Linked DNA regions of Homo sapiens: region 1 is linked to region 2. A link is a contact called in ENCODE Hi-C or POLR2A ChIA-PET data. All regions are on one chromosome and are shown on one strand. The core of a region is the stretch at or near the end of the contact, and the rest is flanking DNA. Distances in the headings are between cores, read along the strand shown. Region 1 holds the start of HCG18 (HLA complex group 18). Region 2 holds the start of H2AC17 (H2A clustered histone 17).

Evidence for each region. A loop is a pair of places that touch in the nucleus more often than their neighbours do. ChIA-PET counts read pairs that join two places held with the same protein, here RNA polymerase II (POLR2A). Pooled maps may share reads with other maps.
Region 1: a loop to region 2 is called in a pooled map, with 2.7 times the contacts of the local background. The contact joins the promoter of HCG18 here to the promoter of H2AC17 in region 2. A Hi-C loop is called at or near these places in 3 of 50 pooled maps. POLR2A ChIA-PET finds 5 or more read pairs at or near these places in 2 of 52 experiments (HCT116 and activated T-cell).

What each region holds. Positions count from the first base shown.
Region 1 is chr6:30,325,649-30,330,387 of GRCh38, reverse strand. It overlaps HCG18 (HLA complex group 18), which reads left to right and starts at 3,232. Exons shown (of 3, transcript NR_102327.1): 1 at 3,232-4,237. It overlaps TRIM39 (tripartite motif containing 39), which reads right to left and starts at 3,461. Exons shown (of 8, transcript NM_001369521.2): 1 at 3,393-3,461; 2 at 1,347-1,499; 3 at 618-1,077. The coding sequence starts at 1,070. It overlaps HCG17 (HLA complex group 17), which reads left to right and starts at 4,254. Exons shown (of 5, transcript NR_052012.1): 1 at 4,254-4,379. TRIM39-RPP21 (TRIM39-RPP21 readthrough) reads right to left here and starts at 1,077. Exons shown (of 10, transcript NM_001199119.1): 1 at 618-1,077. The coding sequence starts at 1,070. RefSeq lists an enhancer at 345-1,544.
Region 2 is chr6:27,890,656-27,895,399 of GRCh38, reverse strand. It overlaps H2AC17 (H2A clustered histone 17), which reads left to right and starts at 2,215. Exons shown (of 1, transcript NM_003514.2): 1 at 2,215-2,701. The coding sequence starts at 2,251. The coding sequence ends at 2,643. It overlaps H2BC17 (H2B clustered histone 17), which reads right to left and starts at 1,975. Exons shown (of 1, transcript NM_003527.4): 1 at 1,509-1,975. The coding sequence starts at 1,937. The coding sequence ends at 1,557. H3C12 (H3 clustered histone 12) reads left to right here and starts at 4,574. Exons shown (of 1, transcript NM_003535.3): 1 at 4,574-4,744. The coding sequence starts at 4,608. RefSeq lists enhancers at 1,212-1,351, 1,742-1,981, 2,002-2,545, 2,892-2,941, 2,546-3,089 and 3 more.

The sequences.
Region 1 (4,739 bases), core at 1,983-4,482, 2.4 Mb before region 2:
TGGTTATTATACTGTAAGTTACCTGAAATCTTGTTTTCAAGAGTAACATAACTAAGCAAAGTATATGATAAAATGCTAACACATTCATATCTCTGTTCCCTTTATTCAAACATTTTCCTTTGTCTCAGCAGTAAGTTAAATGATATGCCATGTTACCCATTACCTAGAGAAGCTGCAAACAATTGAATGGTTCAGCTTAGTCCGGTAGGTATCAGTCTCAAGCGATATTACCTATGCCCAATAACCAGTGTGAAAACAAGGAGCATTCTGAGCAGGCAGGCAGAATGAAGAAACCAGACTACTTTTCAGTTCTTCCTAAGTTTAATCTTTTCCATGTGGTTTCATTCATTTATGAAAAATATGACCACACATACCAATATTCACCCATAAGACTCACATGTATTGCAAAAGTCAGAGAGAAATTTTAGGGCACTTCTCACCATTGCTCTTTTTCAGGCTAGAGGACAACTGATCACACATACTGTGTGCCCCTGCATATGCAGCTCTGAGAATACAAAGTGAGTAGTAGGAGCTTACGATCTCTACCTAGGGAGTATCTCATCCTCTGCCGCTTCTCCCTTTTTACCCACACTGACATCGTGTGTCTGCTTCCCCACCTTGTACTCCTGTGTAGCATCGTCCAGTGGCACAACGGTGTGGGCCCGGTGGGTGTGGGAAATTGCACATATCAAGCATACAGCCTCCTGGTCCTCATAACAGAAAAGGCTGAGGGCCTCATGGTGTTGGGGGCAGAGGCTCTCATCCCGGATCTTCCGCTTGACGGCCTGGAGCTGCTTGGCAATTTCCACCATACTGCCTAGTTGCCGATTAGGTCGGAGACTGCGGTAGCGGGATGTCTTTCGACAGACAGGACAAGGGAAGTCCCTCTCTAGGTCCTCCCACCAGCGGGTGATGCAAGCTTTGCAGAAGTTGTGCCCACACTCAATGATGACAGGTTCCTTCAGATACTCCAGGCACACAGAGCAGCTCGCCTCCACCTGTAAGTTCTCCAAAGCCGCAGCTGTAGAGGCTGCAGAGGCCCCAGCCTCTAACAGACTTGTCTCTGCCATAATTTAACTTGGGAGTGGGGAAGAGGACAGAGAAAATAAAAATATTAATTGGAGGTTTTTTCTTTTTTTTTTTTTTGCATCCCTGACCCGACATTTATCCCTATGTTAAGTCCTAACTCCAGATTTGCCCCTTCTTGTTATTCTCCATCTTCTCTTCCAATCAATTCAACCTCTTTGTTTCTCCATTTTCAAAACTTGTGACTCCCAGCCATCAACCTTTTTTTTCTTGTTAGTAAACTGACACACAACCCCCAATTGATCTATCTTGTCTCTTACCTCTGCTTTCTCTTGTTAGAAAGAGAAGCTTCCTTCAACTCTAGCTCAGCATACTTCTCCTGATCCAGGCTCATTCCACTTATATCTTAGAACCAATAGTTCCAGACACTGTATCCTCGTTTGACATACGTTTCTAACAGACAAGAAAGGAATCTGAGAAGTAAAAAAGTCATAAAAATATTAACATTTCTTAAATTAACCATATTTTAAAGTTTAATGTTATAAGAGCTTTATGATTAATCCACTGGAGTCTAAGCTTGATTCTCTGACACTGTTCTCTCATTCTTCTAAATCACAATATCCAACCTTTTGGCTTCCCTGGGCCCACTGGAAGAAGTGTCTTGGGCCAGACATAAAATACATTGACACTAATGACAGCTGATAAGCTTAAAAAAAAAAAAGTCCATGCATAACTTTTGTTCTATCACCACCACAGAAGGTCCATGCATAATTTTTATCAGCCACCACAGATAAGCAAAGAGAGTCCTCATATTGAAAGGGTTAGATACCACTGCTCTAAAGGCTAACAAATGGAATGAATGAGGCAAAGGCAACCTCCTCTTTTCAGGAAAATCTGAAATTATTCTTCCTTTTATCCATCAGACTAGCCTAAAGGAAATCTGCTCTCTTCTTGGAATGACATTTCACGCAACATTCCATTTCTCTTGTGTTCATCTGGACACTCAGAACTGCTGAAAACTGATAAATTATGGCAACCATATTAAATATTGCTGAGCTCAGGCCAACGACTTCTTGAAAAGAGAGCAACGAGTCTATTTGTAGTGACTGGAATCTTTCAATATAGCTATTGATAACTAACACCCTGGGCATAGTGTGTCTCCAACTTATAGGTCCTGGAGTGGTTGCGAATTAAGAGACACAAAAGAGGCAATGAGATCTCCCTCAAGCGCAGCCTCAGAAGAATTGGAAATGCATAGGAGAGATTTATAAAACACAAGGCTGGCCCCCTACTCCATCCTTAAAACATCCATACTTTTAGCCATGGGTAAGTTGATTTAACTATCCCCATAACCTTTTCTCCTCCCGACCCCCATCCTTCTCCAGGGACCTACTGGAAGGAAGGAAATTTGGTAGATCTATGTGCTGAGAGATAAGTGGCCATGTAATGAGGTAGGTTAACAACAATTGTTCCTGTATATATTGTTGGCACACACAAATGTGTTTGATTTGGAGTAGGAACTGATAACTTCTTTGGATTTGAATTTCTTCTGTCAGCAATAGGAGAGAAGTTCAGTCAGATGATTTCTATCTGTGGGAATCCAACTTTGACTTGTGGTGATCCTACCCCTTCCTCAGTCTTTTACAAATTAAGTGGCCTCCTCACCTGAGACGAGTAGAACTGTATGCACAGTAAGGCACCAGGACGGATCTAGACTGGCAAAGAAGTGGTGAGAGAAATGGGGAAAGGGTTAGGGAAGAAGGGAGAGGACTCTCAACTACAGTCATAGTGAGACCTTGAGTGCCTCTGCGTTAGTCCTTCCTCTTCCTCTACTCCTTGTGTCTCAGCTGAAGGGCAAACTTCAGGGACAATCTCATTTTGTTTCTACCACTGTTCAGGGTCCCACCTTGCGACCCTCTCCTGAGAGGTTGTCCACAACTCTGTCCCACCCCCGTTCTCCATCTTCTTCCGCCAGATCTGGGGCTGGGGCATTGGAGAGGGGAAAGAGGAAACGTCGTGGCTGGCAGGGTAGGAAGGGATGCGTGTCCAGGTGAGAAAGAGGTGTGACGTGCAGATGGGATGCCCGCCGCTATGACGCTGCCGAGACCCGCGGTGACTGCGTCAGAGTTTCACCCGGGGAGGTGAGCAGCAGCGGGACGGGGGAACGGCGGGGTAGCCAAGCAACGCCGGACGCGCTGACGTCGCCGGGGCGGCAAAACGTCCGCCCGGGCCCGAGGCGGGCGGAGGCAGCTGTGGTTACGTGCGGGGGGCCGGTGACGCAGTCGCGGGGCGCTGGGACGCGGCTTGCGGAGCCGGCCGGCGAGCGCAGGCCCCAGGCTCGGGCGCGGCGGCGGGACAGCACCTACCTTCCCGGCTTCGGGTCCGGGAGTGCGGGGCGCGGAGCCGCCGGAGCGCTGCCTCCCTCCTTCCTCCTCCCCTCGCCCCCGCCCCGCGGCGCGACACACAATACTCGCCGGAAGCGGAAGCCGCGCCGAGGCTCGTGTCAGTGGAAGCTGGGGTGTCGGCGGGCGGCCGCGGCCGGGTCTAGCGGTGCCTGCGGAAGAAGGAGGAGGAGGGCTGGCGATGAGAAGCAGCAGGGGGAATCAAGGGCAAGAAGGGACCCAGAGGGGCAGGTGGCTGAGATGCTGGCGTCCAGGTGACCCGAGGAATCCTCTGGAGATACAGGCCCGCGCATGCGCGTGCTCGAGCGCTGAAGCCCATTGCCCGCAGGGCGCTGGACTGGCGCCCCGGCCGGCGAGGCTGTCTAGTCCAGGCTCCAGGCCCCGGCTCTGGCCAGGCGCCGCCGCCTCCCGGTGCAGCTGAAAGTCGACGAAGAGGGCGGGGCGGGGGCGGCTTGTGGACTTCCACACTTTTCCTCTCTTCGGGCCAGTCTGGGGAGAGGGTGGCTAGCTGTGGCGGCGGCCAATTACGTGGCGGACCTGCGGGGCTAAGCTGGCACGTCACTTCCGACTAGTGGAGTTTTTAGCCTTTTAACATTCAAGGATTAGGTAAGTTCTCCCCGCGGTAGACTTCAAATACTCTTTGTCCTGCCCCTGCTTGGCGAAATTTACCGAAATTATCTACCTATCCCGCTGGAGTGGGAGCCGGGGGAGAGCTGGAACCGCGTCTCTGCTGCTCACCTTTGTGTCCTTAGCTCCTTCGCATGGGGTCCGACCGCAACACGTGCGCTGGATAAACGCTTGTTAACTGGGTGAGAGCCAAGGCCTGTTCTTTCCACTTCTGGGGCTGTGACTTGAGTTTCTCCGCAGGAGCAGATAGTGTTTGTGTAGGGACTGCGGACTTTTGCATTACAGCCTCCCTGCTTTGCCCGCCTGCTGCTGGAAGCTTAGCAGGTCAGTGATTTTGGAGGAAGTGGGTGAGGTGATGAGGCTGGGGAAGAGTATGCTGGGAGAGGTGTGAGGGGCCCGGGAAGAGGTGATGGGGCTGGGGAGGGGCTAGTAGTGGGTAGAGGTGTGAAAAGGCTGAGGAGGAGGGGTTAGTGCTAGGAGGGGTGTGACACGGCTGGTAGAAAAGATAGCTTGCTCCGCCTCCCCGCCGCCAGCACTAGTCATGGAGAATATTCATTGAAAGAGATGAGCAGATTTTGCTGTACTCTCCTCGGTGAGAAAGGGCCCTAATTTCCGGTGTAAATTGTGCTGCTGTTTACAAACACCCTGCATTATTTAACCTCTCATCTTGGGAGCCAGAAACTA
Region 2 (4,744 bases), core at 966-3,465:
GAACGGCAAATCCTACAATGTATTTTGAACGACCCACTAACCAATTGGCATAATTCGGGGCTGTTTGTCACCTGTGACAGAGACGAGACTATTCGTCCGAGATAGCCTTCCACCCATAGCTGCAAAGGAAGTGACGTCAGGAAAATAAAGGAAAAGTTAAGGGGTGATTTTAAAGCCTGGAGTGGAATTGTGGAGGGGCTTGCTATTTTGCTGCTAAAGATTTACAATAGAAGTAATTTATTGAAGAGGGGATAACGCAGTGGCAGAGGATGCAATGCTATGAGAATTCAGGCACTGTTGAGAAGAGGGGATCATGCCTTGAAAAGTCTCCACTCCCTTGTACTCGCACGCTCTTGGTTTACCTCCTATTTCTGTGATCTCTTCTGGGGTCCGCTTCTCTTTAAACGCGGGGTTCTCCAACTTCTATCTCAGGATTCCTAATCATGGACTTTAAAATCCCAGCCTGAACGCTGCCCCCGCCCCAGCTAATCCTGGCACACCTCCCTCCCCAAGGCCAACTGATTAACATTGCAAAAAAGCGGCTTTCCCAAGTTGCCAGGTTCTTTGTTCAACATTTTATCCTAAAGGAGCTTCCTTAGCCTTTAATGTTTCCCGTCCCGCTTTGACACCAATAATTTCAACCCACCCTAACATATCTGCAGCGATGCCAGACGAGATGCCTATTCTCTAAAGTGTATGGAAAATGGACACCGGTAAGTCAATGTCACCCAGGATCCGTACAACTGCAGTAAGAGGGACGGTTAATTCACAGCTTCCAGCTCTTGGCGCCAGAGTCCGATGCACTCCTGCAGATAACGGTCATTTCCATTCCGGGAGAACCTCTTCGAAAAACAACCCGGATGAGACTATCTGGCAAATTGCAGCCCTTGGCGGGCTTTTCAAATAGAGCGTTGACCAATCAAAGAAGGGGGACGTTACAGGCACTGAAAGAATAACCCGGCCGCGCGCGATGGCTCACGCCTGATATCCCAACATTTTGGGAGGCCGAGATGGGTGGATCACGAAGTCAGGAGTTCGAGACTAGCCTGGTCAAGACGGTAAAACTCCGTCTCTACTAAAAATGCAATAATTAGTCGGGCACGGTGGCGGGCGCCTGTAATCCCAGCTACTTAGGAGGCCGAAGCAGAATTGGTTGAACCCGGGAGACGGAGCTTACAGTGAGCCGAGATCGCGGCACTGCACTCTATCCTGGGCGACAGAGCCAAGACTCCATTTAAAAAAAAAAAAAAAAAACAACACAAAAGGAAAGAGTAACCGAAAACCGAAAGCAAACTTGTAATTATAGCTTAAAGCACAACTGCAAGCCTTTTTCCCCAAGGGTATCTAAGAACCCAAGCTAAATTTGTCTGATGGAGCGTCTATACTCACACGCAAAAAGCCTAGGGAGCTTAGCTTACCTTTTCCCGCCGTCTTCCCTCCTAATGGAGGCCGGCCGGAGTCCACCCAAAAGACTACAAGCAAAATGCACAGGCTCTTTCTCTGGAAGCGTGAGTGGCTCTGAAAAGAGCCTTTGGATTGCTGGCAGCTGCGAGAGCTCACTTGGAGCTGGTGTACTTGGTGACGGCCTTTGTGCCCTCGGACACGGCGTGCTTGGCCAGCTCCCCGGGCAGCAGCAGGCGCACGGCCGTCTGGATCTCCCTGGAGGTGATGGTCGAGCGCTTGTTGTAATGCGCCAGGCGGGAAGCCTCGCCAGCGATGCGCTCAAAGATGTCATTGACGAAGGAGTTCATGATGCCCATGGCCTTCGATGAGATGCCGGTGTCGGGGTGGACTTGCTTCAGCACCTTGTACACGTAGATAGAGTAACTCTCTTTGCGGCTGCGCTTGCGCTTCTTGCCGTCCTTTTTCTGGGCCTTGGTTACGGCTTTCTTGGAGCCCTTTTTGGGGGCAGGAGCAGATTTAGCCGGGTCGGGCATGGCGGAGGAGAGTGAAAGAGCACTCAAATAACAAGAATGAGGACAAGCTGGGTTATGCCCTATTTATTTACAAGTCTATATGCAGATGAGATTGAGAAATTCTTCTGTCTGATTGGAAGTTACTCAGATGACGTTAATATCAATATAGTCCAATCAAAACACGTATATTCAGAAAGCTCATTTGCATTAAGAGGAAGCTGCAAGCTTAGCCAATGGCCCAGCTTCTTTTTCGCGCCCAGCAGCTGCTATAAAATGCGCGTCCCTGTAGGTTCCTTTCACTCACTTTCTGACTTAGGCCACAGGTCGTTTTACCATGTCTGGACGTGGCAAGCAGGGCGGCAAGGCTCGCGCCAAGGCCAAAACCCGCTCCTCTAGAGCTGGGCTCCAATTTCCTGTAGGACGAGTGCACCGCCTGCTCCGCAAGGGCAACTACGCTGAGCGGGTCGGGGCCGGCGCGCCGGTTTACCTGGCGGCGGTGCTGGAGTACCTAACTGCCGAGATCCTGGAGCTGGCGGGCAACGCAGCCCGCGACAACAAAAAGACCCGCATCATCCCGCGCCACTTGCAGCTGGCCATCCGCAACGACGAGGAGCTCAACAAGCTGCTTGGTAAAGTTACCATCGCTCAGGGCGGTGTTCTGCCTAACATCCAGGCCGTACTGCTCCCCAAGAAGACTGAGAGCCACCACAAAGCTAAGGGCAAGTAAGGGCTGAACTTTAAAAATGTAAACTTACAAGACAAAAGGCTCTTTTCAGAGCCACCCACCATTTCTACGGAAGAACTGAGCACTCTGTTCTCCAAACCTATCAGAAATTTGTGGCCGAGTTCAAGCACTGAGGCCATTACTTTCCTATTGGGTAAAATAAAAGTATTGAATCAGGCCTAGTAAATACTATCCAACTGCTACCTTATAACATGAAGGAACCTCCTTAATTGTCCCCTCCCCACAAACTGTCCTGGGTCTTTAAAAAACTTGGGGCCGGGCGCGGTGGTTTATGCGTCCTTAGCATTTTGGGAAACTGAGGCAGGTGGGTGGGGAGGGGAGAAATCTCTAGGGACCTGGAGTTCGAGACCACCCTGATAACGAGACCCCTGCCTCTTAAAAAAAAAATGACTGGGCGCGGTGGCTCACGCCTGTAATCCCAGCACTTTGGGAGGCCGAGGAGGGTGTATCACAAGGTCAAGAGATCGAGACCACCCAGGCAAACATGGTGAAACCCTGTCCCTACTAAAAACACAAAAATTAGCCGGGCGTGGTGGCGAGCGCTACTAAGGAGACAGGCAGGAGAATCGCTTGAACCCAGGAGGCAGAGGTTGCAGTGAGCCGAGATCACGCCACTGCACTCCAGCCTGGGCGACAGAGCGAGACTCCATCTAAAAAAAAGAAAGAAAAAAAATACCAGGCGCGAGGCCCTCGCCTGTATTTGGCGGACTGACAGCAGAAGGAACACTTGAGTCCCAGGAATTTGAGATTTCAGTGAGCCATGACCTCGCCACTGCACTCCAGCCTGGGTGACAAAGCGAGACCCCGTCTCAAAAAAAGAAAAACAAAACCCAAACAAAAGTATTTCTGGTGATCATTTGCTCCTGTGAATATAATAAATGTTAAACTAACCTTTTTGTTGTCTTTATGGGTCTTTATCAATACCAGAACCTGGTAGTTCTTTGATCAACTAAAATCTCCATCCTAATAAAATGCTGTTGTCAGAACTACCCAGATTCACTGGCAAAAATCTAATCACTGACCCAAACCTGTAATTCCGCGCATGCTAATGAAATTAAGCAATAATTTACATAATTAATCCAATCAGCCATTGGATTGCATTAAACTCAGTTAATGAAGAGGTCAGATACCATTTATTGGTATCATTTAGTCAAGCACCTATCAAACTCCTTCCCCACACCACACTGGACAAAACTAAAGTTTTGGTGTTTTAGAGAATGTGCCAGCCTAAGTTTAAATTGTTTTTGTTCTGGGTCTTGGTACAGTCATTAAAAGATTTAATTAAGCAGTTACAAAACGGAACTACTTTTTGGAAATACTAGCAAATACGTTGTTCTACTGTATGTATTTTTACACGATCCGAAATAGGAAAAATGACCCATTGGAAATGAGTTTAAGACTACGACTGACCTACACAAATTCTAGGTCAGATTATCTTTTCATTGGGGGAATCTTAACATGATTGGTTGAAAACAATAAATAAAAGTGGCGCGGAGGACGAGCGCAGTGGCTCACGCCTGTAATCTAAGCACTTTGGAAGTCCGAGGCAGGCGGATAACTTGAGATCAGGAGTTTGAGACCAGCCTGGCCAACATGGTGAAACCCCTTCTCTGCTAAAAAAAAATTAGCCGGGCGTCGTGGCAAGTGCCTGTAGTCCCAGCTACTCCGGAGGCTGAGGCAGAATCGCTTGAACCCGGGAGGCGGAGGTTGCAGTGAGCTGAGATCGCGCCACCACACTCCAGCCTAGGCGACAGAATTAGAAGCCGTCAGGTAAAAAAAAAAAAAAAAAAAAAAAAGTGGCAGGAACCAAATGAAGATAGTATTAACAACCAACCAGGTTTTTCCTACAACAGTTCTGACCAATCAGGATCAGATCATCGTTATAAATTCTGGTAGAAGCCACTGCTCATTCAGCTGCTTGCTTTCAGAGCATAGCTTTCTCAACTATGGCCCGGACGAAGCAGACAGCTCGCAAGTCTACCGGCGGCAAGGCACCGCGGAAGCAGCTGGCCACCAAGGCAGCGCGCAAAAGCGCTCCAGCGACTGGCGGTGTGAAGAAGCCCCACCGCTACAGGCCAGGCAC